Regions from separate parts of the Homo sapiens genome. Here region 1 is linked to region 2. A link is a loop called in an ENCODE intact Hi-C map of the cell type or tissue named here. Cell type or tissue: GM12878. All regions are shown on one strand. Each heading gives the region's core, and the rest is flanking DNA. Links, peaks and the distances in the headings are about the cores only. Region 1 has its middle 91 kb from the start of EVA1A-AS. Region 2 has its middle 110 kb from the start of TACR1.

Region 1 (4,400 bases), core at 294-4,293, 120 kb after region 2:
CCCACCCCTATCTCCCTTCTCTGACTCTCTTTTTGGACTCAGCCCGCCTGCACCCAGCTGGAATAAACAGCCTTGTTGCTCACACAAAGCCTGTGGTGGTCTCTTCACATGGACGCTGTGTAAGTTGGGGTGCAGCTTGGTTTTATACATGTTAGGGAGACATGAGACTTCAATCAAATACATTTAAGAAATACATGAGTCCAGTTCAGAAAGGCAGGACAATTTGAAGTGGGGGGCTGGGGGGAGCTTCCAGATTATAGGTGATTTTTAAATTTTCTGGTTGCCAAATGGTTGAGTTTATATAAAGACCTGGGATCAATAGAAAGAAAATAGATAATGTCTGGGTTAAGATAAAGGATTGTGGAGACTAAAGTTCTTAGTGTGCAGAGAAAGTCTTCAGGTAGCAGGCTTCAGAGAGAATAGATTGTAAATACTTCTTATCAGACTTAAGGTCTGTGTTGATGTTAATGCCAGAGAGGCGTAATGAGGCATGTCTGAGCCCCACTTCCTGCAATGGCCTGAACCAATCTTTCAGGTTAAATTTTAAGAGTGTCCTGGCTGAGGAGGAAGTCCATTCAGATGGTTGGGGTGGGGGTGGGGGGGTTAGAATTTTATTTTTGTTTTACAAGGACTTAGGTGTTTTTGGGGAACATAATTCAGCCTACCATATCATGCAAGAGAATTTAAACTGTACTGTGTCAGCCAGGGGTTAAAATCTTAATGCCTACCAGGGCTAGGCAGGTAAAGAAGCATCTTAGTCCATTTTGTCCTGCTATAAAAGAATACTTGAGGCTGGGCAATTTATAAAGAAAAAAGATTTATTTGGCTCACAATTCTGGAGTGCTGAAAAGTTCAGGATTGGGCATTTGCATCTGGCAAAAGCCTCGGGCTGCTTTCACTCATGGCAGAAGGCAAAGGGGAGCCAATGTGTACAGAGATCACCTGGTAAGAGAGGAAGTGAGAGAAGGAAACTCTAGGTTCTTTTTTAATAACCAGCTCTCATGGGAACTAATAGTATGAGAACTCATTCATCTCAACCCCTCCCCAGAGAAAGGATTAATCTATTCATGAGGGATCCACCCCCAGTGACACAAATACCTCCCAGTAGTTTCCACCTCCAACACTGGGATCAAACTTCAATGTAAGATTTGGTGGGACAAACCAACCATATACAAACTCTAACAGAAGTAAATAAAGCAGTCTGGTTATTAGCCAACAGGAAAAAGTGAAGAAAGTGAAAACTCAGAGAGTACTATCTAAAGTGAGTTCTGAGTGTTATCAAAATAAATGCAAACCAGTGTTGCCTGATTACCTGATTCTTTTGGAGAAGCTAAGATCCAGATATTTATGTAAATTTTACCAGTTTTATAAACAATTTTCCAGTCTCTACTGGAATCCTACAAGGATTTTCATGTTAGGAGTTCCTGGTACTAAAATACCTCTGAAGACAGCATTGAAGGAAAGAGGCTAGGAATTAGAATGAATCAGAAAAAACTGTAACAGTGGATAAGAATGCAAACCATAGAGGAGAATAAAATATTTTAAAACCATATGCCCAACAAAGGACTAATGTCAAGAATATATATATATTTTAAATTCTCCAAATTCAATAACAAAAAAGCTAACAATCCAAGTAGAAAATGGGCAGGAGGCATGAAAAGGCATTTCGTCAAAAAACAAATACAGAAGATAAATAAGCACATGAAAAGATGTTCTATGTTTTTAGCCATTAGGAAAATGCAAATTAAAGCCATAGTGAGATACTACTACACATCTATCAGAAGCTCTAAGATAGAAAGAATGACTGCAGTCAAGATGGCCAACTAGAAGCAGCAGTGATCAGACGCTCCCACTGAAAAGAACCAAAACAGCATGCAAATCCAGCACCGGCAACCAAGGTATGCAGGTTCTGTCATCAGGACTGACCCTAGGCAGCTGGCGTGACCCACAGAAAGAAAGGAAGAGCAGAATGGTGCAGTGGCCCACCTGAGAGCCACACAGGACAGGGGAGCTTCCACCCCCCAGCCAAGGAAGGTGGTGAGTAAGAGTGCTATCCAGCCTGGGAAACTGTGCTTTTCCCATGGAACTGTGTAATCCACAGATTAGAAAATCTCACTAGTGAGCTCACACCACTGGGGCCTAGAAAACCACAAAGCTGAGCAGATTCTCAACAGCCACTCAGCTAGAAACTGCTTAAACAGGCTGAGTTCCTGGTGGGGAGGGGCAGCCGCCTACTGTCTAAGCCTTCCAAGAGACTTGGAGGAAGGGCAGCAGCCAACAATGGGACTGCTAGCTGTCTAATACACTAAGCTCTTGGGGTAGAGGAAGGGTGGCAGCCATCTCTATAGCTCCAGGCTGCACTTTTCCCTGGCTGGAGCCAGGGAGGCTGGAAGGCTTGGTCTTAAGAGGTTATTCCTCACAGGGCAACACACAGGCTGTGGCAGACTGCAGCCAGAGTGCATCTTCAGGCCTGACCCTGACCCATCCCTCCTCACTGGGGTGCCTCCCTGGAGGAACTCCAACAACTCCATTCAGGGGCTCAGGGACAGAACTCTGATGTCCCTGGGCCTGAGCTCCTAGGAGGAGGAGTGGCTATATTCTCTGCAGACCAGCAGACTTAGTCTTTCCTCCTGCTAGTTCTGAGTAATCCGGGCAACTCAGACGAGTGAGTTTCCCCCCAGCATGGCACACCCCCTCCACCAAGGGACAGCCAAAGTGCTTTGTTAAATGGGTCCTGCTCCCCGTGCCACCCAACTGGGTGAGACCCCAATAGATGCAGAAAAGGCCTTCGATAAAATTCAATGCCCCTTCATGCTAAAAACAGTTAAAAAAACTGGGTATTGAGGGAACATATCTAAAAATAATAAGAGCTATTTATGACAAACCCATAGCCAATATTATATTGAATGGGCAAAAGCTGGAAGCGTTCCCTTTGAAAACTGGCACAAGAGAAGGATGCCCTCTCTCACCACTCCTATTCAACATAGTGTTGGAAGTTCTGGCCAGGGCAATCAGGCAAGAGAAAGAAATAAAGTATATTTAAATAGGAAGAGAGAAAGTCAAACTGTTTCTGTTTGCAGATGACATGATTGTATATTTAGAAAACCCCATTGTCTCAGCCCCAAAACACCTTAAGCTGAGAAGCAAATTCAGCAGTCTCAGGATAAAAAATCAATGTGCAAAAATCACAAGCATTCTTATACATCAATAATAGACAAACAGAGAGCCAAATGATGAGTGAACTCCCATTCACAATGCTACAAAGAAAATAAAATGCCTAGGAATCCAACTTATAAGGGATGCGAAGGACCTCTTCAAGGAGAACTACAAACCACTTCTCAAGGAAATAAGAGAGGACACAAACAAATGAAAAAACATCTCATGCTCATGGATAGGAAGAATCAATATTGTGAAAACGGCCATACTGCCCAAAGTAATTTATAGATTCAATGCTATTCCCATCAAGCTACTATTGACTTTCTTCAGAGAACTAGAAAAAAACTACTTTAAATTTCATATGGAACCAAAAGAGAGCGCATACAGCCAAGACAATCCCAAGCAAAAAGAACAAAGCTGGAAGCGTCACACTACCTGACTTCCAACTATACTACAAGGCTACATTAACCAAAACAACCTGGTTCTGGTACCAAAACAGATGTATATATAGACCAACGGAACAGAACAGAGGCCACAGAAATAACATCACACATCTACAACCATCTGATTTTCGACAAACCTGACAAAAACAAGTAATGAGGAAAGGAATCCCTATTTAATAAATGGTGCTGGGAAAACTGGCTAGCCATATGCAGAAAACTGAAACTGAACCCTTTCCTTACACCTTATACAAACAATAACTCAAGATGGATTAATGACTTAAACATAAGACCTAAAATCATAAAAACTCTAGAAGAAAACCTAGGCGATACCATTCAGGACATAGACATGGGCAAAGACTTCATGACTAAAACACAAAAAGCAATGGCAACAAAAGCCAAAATTGACAAATGGGATCTAATTAAACTAAAGAGCTTCTGCACAGTAAAAGAAACTATCATCAGAGTGAACAGGCAACCTCCAGATTGGAGAAAATTTTCGCAATCTGTCCATCTGACAAAGGTCTAATATACAGAATCTACAAGGAACTTAAACAAATTTACAAGAAAGAAAAACAAAGAACCCCATCAAAAAGTGGGCAAAGGACATGAACAGACACTTCTCAAAAGAAGACATTTACATGACCAACAAACATGAAAAAATCTATCATCGCTGGTCATTAGAGAAATGCAAATCAAAACCAAATGAGATACCATCTCACGCCAGTTACAGTGGCGATCATTAAAAAGTCAGAAAACAACAGATGCTGGAGATGATATGGAGAAATAGGAATGCTTTTACAC
Region 2 (4,400 bases), core at 331-4,330:
TGGGATTTCACATGTTGGCCAGGCTGGTTTTGAACTCCTGACCTCAAGTGATCCGTCCTCCTCAGCCTCCAAAAGTGCTGGGATTACAGGCATGAGCCACGCACACAGCCAGGAATTTATAATTCTTGATGCCATTTAAAATATCTGTAATTCATAAGAGGAGGTCAAAATGTTAACATTAATAGGAGTTTAGAAGTTAATTTCAACCGTCATGGATGACTTGGAGAAGTTCAAGACTTCAGTGGAGGAAGTCACTGCAGATATGGAATAAATAGAAAGAGAACTAGAATTAGAAATGGAGCCTGAAGATGTGACTGAATTGCTGCAATCTCATGATAAAACTTGAATGGATAAGGAGTCGCTTCTTATGAATGACCAAAGAAAGTGGTTTCTTGAGATGGAATGTATTACTGGGGAAGATGCTATGCACGTTGTTGAAATGACAACAAAGGATTTAGAATAGTACATAAAACCCTTAGTTGAAAAAGCATTGGCACAGTTTGAGAGAATTTACTCCAATTTTGAAAGGAGTTCTAGTGTGGGTAAAATGCTATCAAACAGCATCACATGCTACAGATAAATCTTTTGCAAAAGGAAGAGTCCATTGATACAACAAATTTCATTGTTGTCTTCTTTTAGAAAAAGGCTACAGCCACCCTAGCCTTCAGCAACCACCACCCTGATTAGTCAGCAGCCATAAACATCCATTAGCAAAAAGAGTATGACTCACTGAAGATTCAGATGATTATTAGCATTTTTTAGCAATAAAAAATTTAATTATGGTACATACATTTTTCTAGATATAATGCTATTGCACATTTAAGGGTTTAGTGTAAACATAACTTTTACATGTACTAGAAAACAAAAACATTTATGTGACTCACTTTACTGTGATATTTGCATTATAGCACTGGTCTGGAACTAAATCTACAGTATCTCTGAGGAAGTATATCTGTATTTTTATCAAAGCAACTGTTTCTCCAGATGAAATTAGAAAGCACAATTTATGAAATTCTGAATGAATTGGAATAGTAAACTCCTAGAGCTTTGTACATTCCCAAGAGAGGTTCCCATTTTCAGTGAAACAAGGTGGGGAGCCCCGAGGCCCGCAAAGGCTCATGACCAGCAGTAGACGTGCAGTGAATTGGTGTGGGCTGGCTAGACATCTGAAAGTCCTCCAACATGAAGGCTGGCCAGGTCTCAGGATCAGATGAGAGGCTTAGAAGCCAGGTATTCAGTTGTAAATCAAGACCATACACATCCCTCCATTATCTGGCATTATGTAATGGAGGGACCAAGATACCACTGGGGTAAAGGAGGACCAGGAAAAACACCCAAACTTTGACCGAGATTATTTGAAAGCAAGCAGAAGGAGAATAAGAAAAATTAAGAAATATGTGTCAATAAGATCGGAATAGTGGTTTCCCTCCGGAAGAGTGAATAATTTAATCGGGGGAACACATGGGTCTTCAAATGCATGCATAGCATTATACATCTTAAGTCAGATAGATGGTAGGTACCTCCTTGAGTGTCCAGAAGATTCAATAATACAGTTCTTAGGAGACATGTGTTACTCTTCTGGGCTGAAGAGATAAGCTGTGAAGGACTATCAGATGTAAGAAGGGTGGAGCGACTTCTTCACAAAAGGAAACTAAACTCAATTTTTCGCAAAAAAACGAAACTAAACTTTAAGACAAAATTAGTGCCCCAAGAGGGTGATGAGTAATGGTGGAGCCATCTGTAAACATCGGTAGAGGTTGCTGGAAGCAGGGAATAGACTGCTTTCAAATAGCAGGTTAGAAGTTTTCTGTCCTCAGGCTGCAGAGGCAGCAGCTCCCACTGTCACCAAGAACTCTGCTCTGGGGTTGGTGGTACATGAAGTCTCAAAATTATCTGTTCCCATAAGCTTGGGTGTGTGTGTGTCCTTCTGTGTGTTCTCTGCCATTCCACAGGCTGTGTGTGTGTGTGTGTGTGTGTGTGTGTGTTGTTGTTGCTGTTGTGTGTGGTGGGGGGGTGGGTCAGAGGGAATTCAGAGGGGGCTCAGAGGCTCCAAAATAAATAAGTGGATGAATGTCTAGTTGCCCCCTTCACCCCCGAGGTGGAAGACAGATTCTTTTAGTATCCTCCTTGCTCTATCTTTAGCAATAAAAAAAATTAATTATGCTGCATACATTTTTCTTAGATATAATGCTGTTGCATATTTAAGAGACTAGAGTTTAGTGTAAGCATAACTTTTATATGTACCAGAAAACAAAAACATTTATGTGACTCACTTTACTGTGACCATTACGGCAGTGGTCTGGAACTAAATCAACAGTATCTCTGAGGAAGTATACCTGTATTTTAATCAAAGCAACTGTTTCTCCAAATGAAACTGGAAAGCACAATTCATGAAATTCTGGTTGAATTGGAATAGCAACCTCCCAGAGCTCTGCACATTCCCAAGAGAGGTTCTCGTTTTCAGTGAGGCAGGGTGGGGTGTCCCGGGGCCTGCAGAGGCTTATGTCCTTGTTCCAGCCAAGGGAGAGAAACACAGTAGAGAACTGGACATTTGGCTGTGCTCTGGCCAAAGGTGGTGAAAATGAGCAAGAGTCCTGATCCATAGCTAACTGGGATGCCCTCGTTCCAAGCAGCACTGCTACAGTTTCTCAGGTGCATCTCACCCAAGGACACAGTCAGGCATCAGGGACCAGGGGGCAGAGTGATCTGGCCAATAGCAGGTGTGCAGGAGGCAGCAGCCTGCAGTATCCGGGGACAGCCACAGGGGTTCCCTGTATGGCCAGTGTGAAAGGCAGGAGGAGGATGTGAAACTGCTCATAGGAACACAGCCCTCTCACTGATTGCTGAGGCCAGGTGGTGGAGGGTGATAATATAAGATCATGCCCTAGAAAAGACCAGGAAACCACATGCATCAATATAACCTTTGTCTATTTCTCCCAACACATGTCTGAGCAACATACTGAGTTTAATTTAGTGTTGCATCGAAAGGAAGGAAAATACGACCTATACATGTAGATTCAAAGGGACCTTTGCTAAAATTATTACGAGATGAAGACTAGTGTCTTTTATACCGCTTGGTACTAACTCTATGAATGAGTACATTAAGAGGAATTAAAATGGCATGTCTGAATAGAACTAAAATTAGGGGAAGAGTTAATTTATGCATCATTTTTTACTAAACAATGAAATCTAAACATGTTATTTATGCTCAGTCATGAATAAAATGCAGCTTTCAATTTCTCCGTTATTGAAGGATGATTATTTCCACAGGCTTATTTAATACTTGTCTGACATCATTTAGTATAATATAATTACCTGAAATGAAATTTCATTTAAAGAAATTAATGGGGTCATGACCCCACACAATATTTTGTAGCCAAGATGCACTTTTTATTGAGAAAAATAAGATTCTTACAGTGTGAACCACCAATGTGAACCACATCTGTCCTGTTGTATCTTCACGATACACATTGACATTAGCATCCTTGTAGGGTAGCAGCATTTTGTGAAGGTGCACCAAAATGACACTTTTTTCCAAGCTTGTTGTTGAAGAAGTGAAAAACTAAATTGTTCCCAGCATTGGGGTTTGATTGTAAACAAGTCACACCCTAGACGGTGAGACAAATTGGATCGAAGTGGAAGAAGACACCCGCTTTCAGGACCCCTCATGGTAAGGGACAGTCCTAGGGCTGTGTAGGCCATCTGCGGAAATTCCATCAAGCCACAGAAGACATATGCTTACCCGGGAGAAAGGCCAAGGTTGAGTGAACTATATGCCAAACAGAAGGGATGAGGCAAGGGTGTGGATGGCAGAAGCAGTGGGATTTGGTGGTTAAGGTAGGCAGCTCAGGATATAAATTCACAGACACTAAGCCCATGGTGGCTGTTCCTCTTATGTGTGGCCTGGGGTATCTTGCTAGAACAGGAGCTGGATTGAGTAGAAACTTTTGTCCCAGGGAGTTGGCTAATGTCCACAGTTCCGGCAGCTAAATGGCAGATCAAGAAATGAACATCTCTTACAACCTCCTCCTGGTGTGCCTTTCTCTACTACAGAGGCTGGAAAACTGAAAACTATATATCCCAGACTTCCTTGCACCAAGATAACCAGAGGCACTTGTGTGAGACCTGAATGTAGAACCAAGTTCTGCAAGGAGGGAAGTGGCAAAATGCGAGGCATCTATTTTGTGGATGTGGCTCTAGCCAGCATGTGATGGCTTTGGAACCAGCTCCCCGTGGGGCAGCTTCTTGACCCCCAGTTAGACATGGAGTGATGTGAGATCCTGGAGCCAAAAGGGGTACAGTAGCTTCCTCATCCACCAACATTCTAATTATAGAAAAAGTCGCTATACTTTTAGTCAGTTTTGTTCCAAAAGTCATTTCCAGAGACCAGCCTAGACTCT

Evidence for each region. Hi-C counts contacts between places; a loop is a spot of excess contacts. Peaks named below come from ENCODE experiments on the same cell type or tissue, not always from the same donor. Only the 100,000 strongest peaks of a DNase experiment are listed, where the experiment ranks them.
Region 1: a loop joins it to region 2, with 2.1 times the contacts of the local background. A loop is called at or near these places in 1 of 110 quality-filtered maps.

What each region holds. Positions count from the first base shown.
Region 1 is chr2:75,430,972-75,435,371 of GRCh38, forward strand. No RefSeq gene overlaps it. Among named protein-coding and RNA genes, the nearest start is that of EVA1A-AS, 91 kb to the right of the region's middle. RefSeq lists enhancers at 1,766-1,845, 1,856-2,125, 2,326-2,405, 2,436-2,595 and a silencer at 2,196-2,285. In GM12878, for the core only: no CTCF peak of the experiment used is centred there; DNase peaks (open chromatin) are centred at 567, 1,040 and 2,030; H3K4me3 peaks cover 2,001 bases; H3K27ac peaks cover 2,878 bases.
Region 2 is chr2:75,309,388-75,313,787 of GRCh38, forward strand. No RefSeq gene overlaps it. Among named protein-coding and RNA genes, the nearest start is that of TACR1, 110 kb to the left of the region's middle. RefSeq lists an enhancer at 2,591-2,660. In GM12878, for the core only: a CTCF peak has its summit at 2,760; a DNase peak (open chromatin) is centred at 2,794.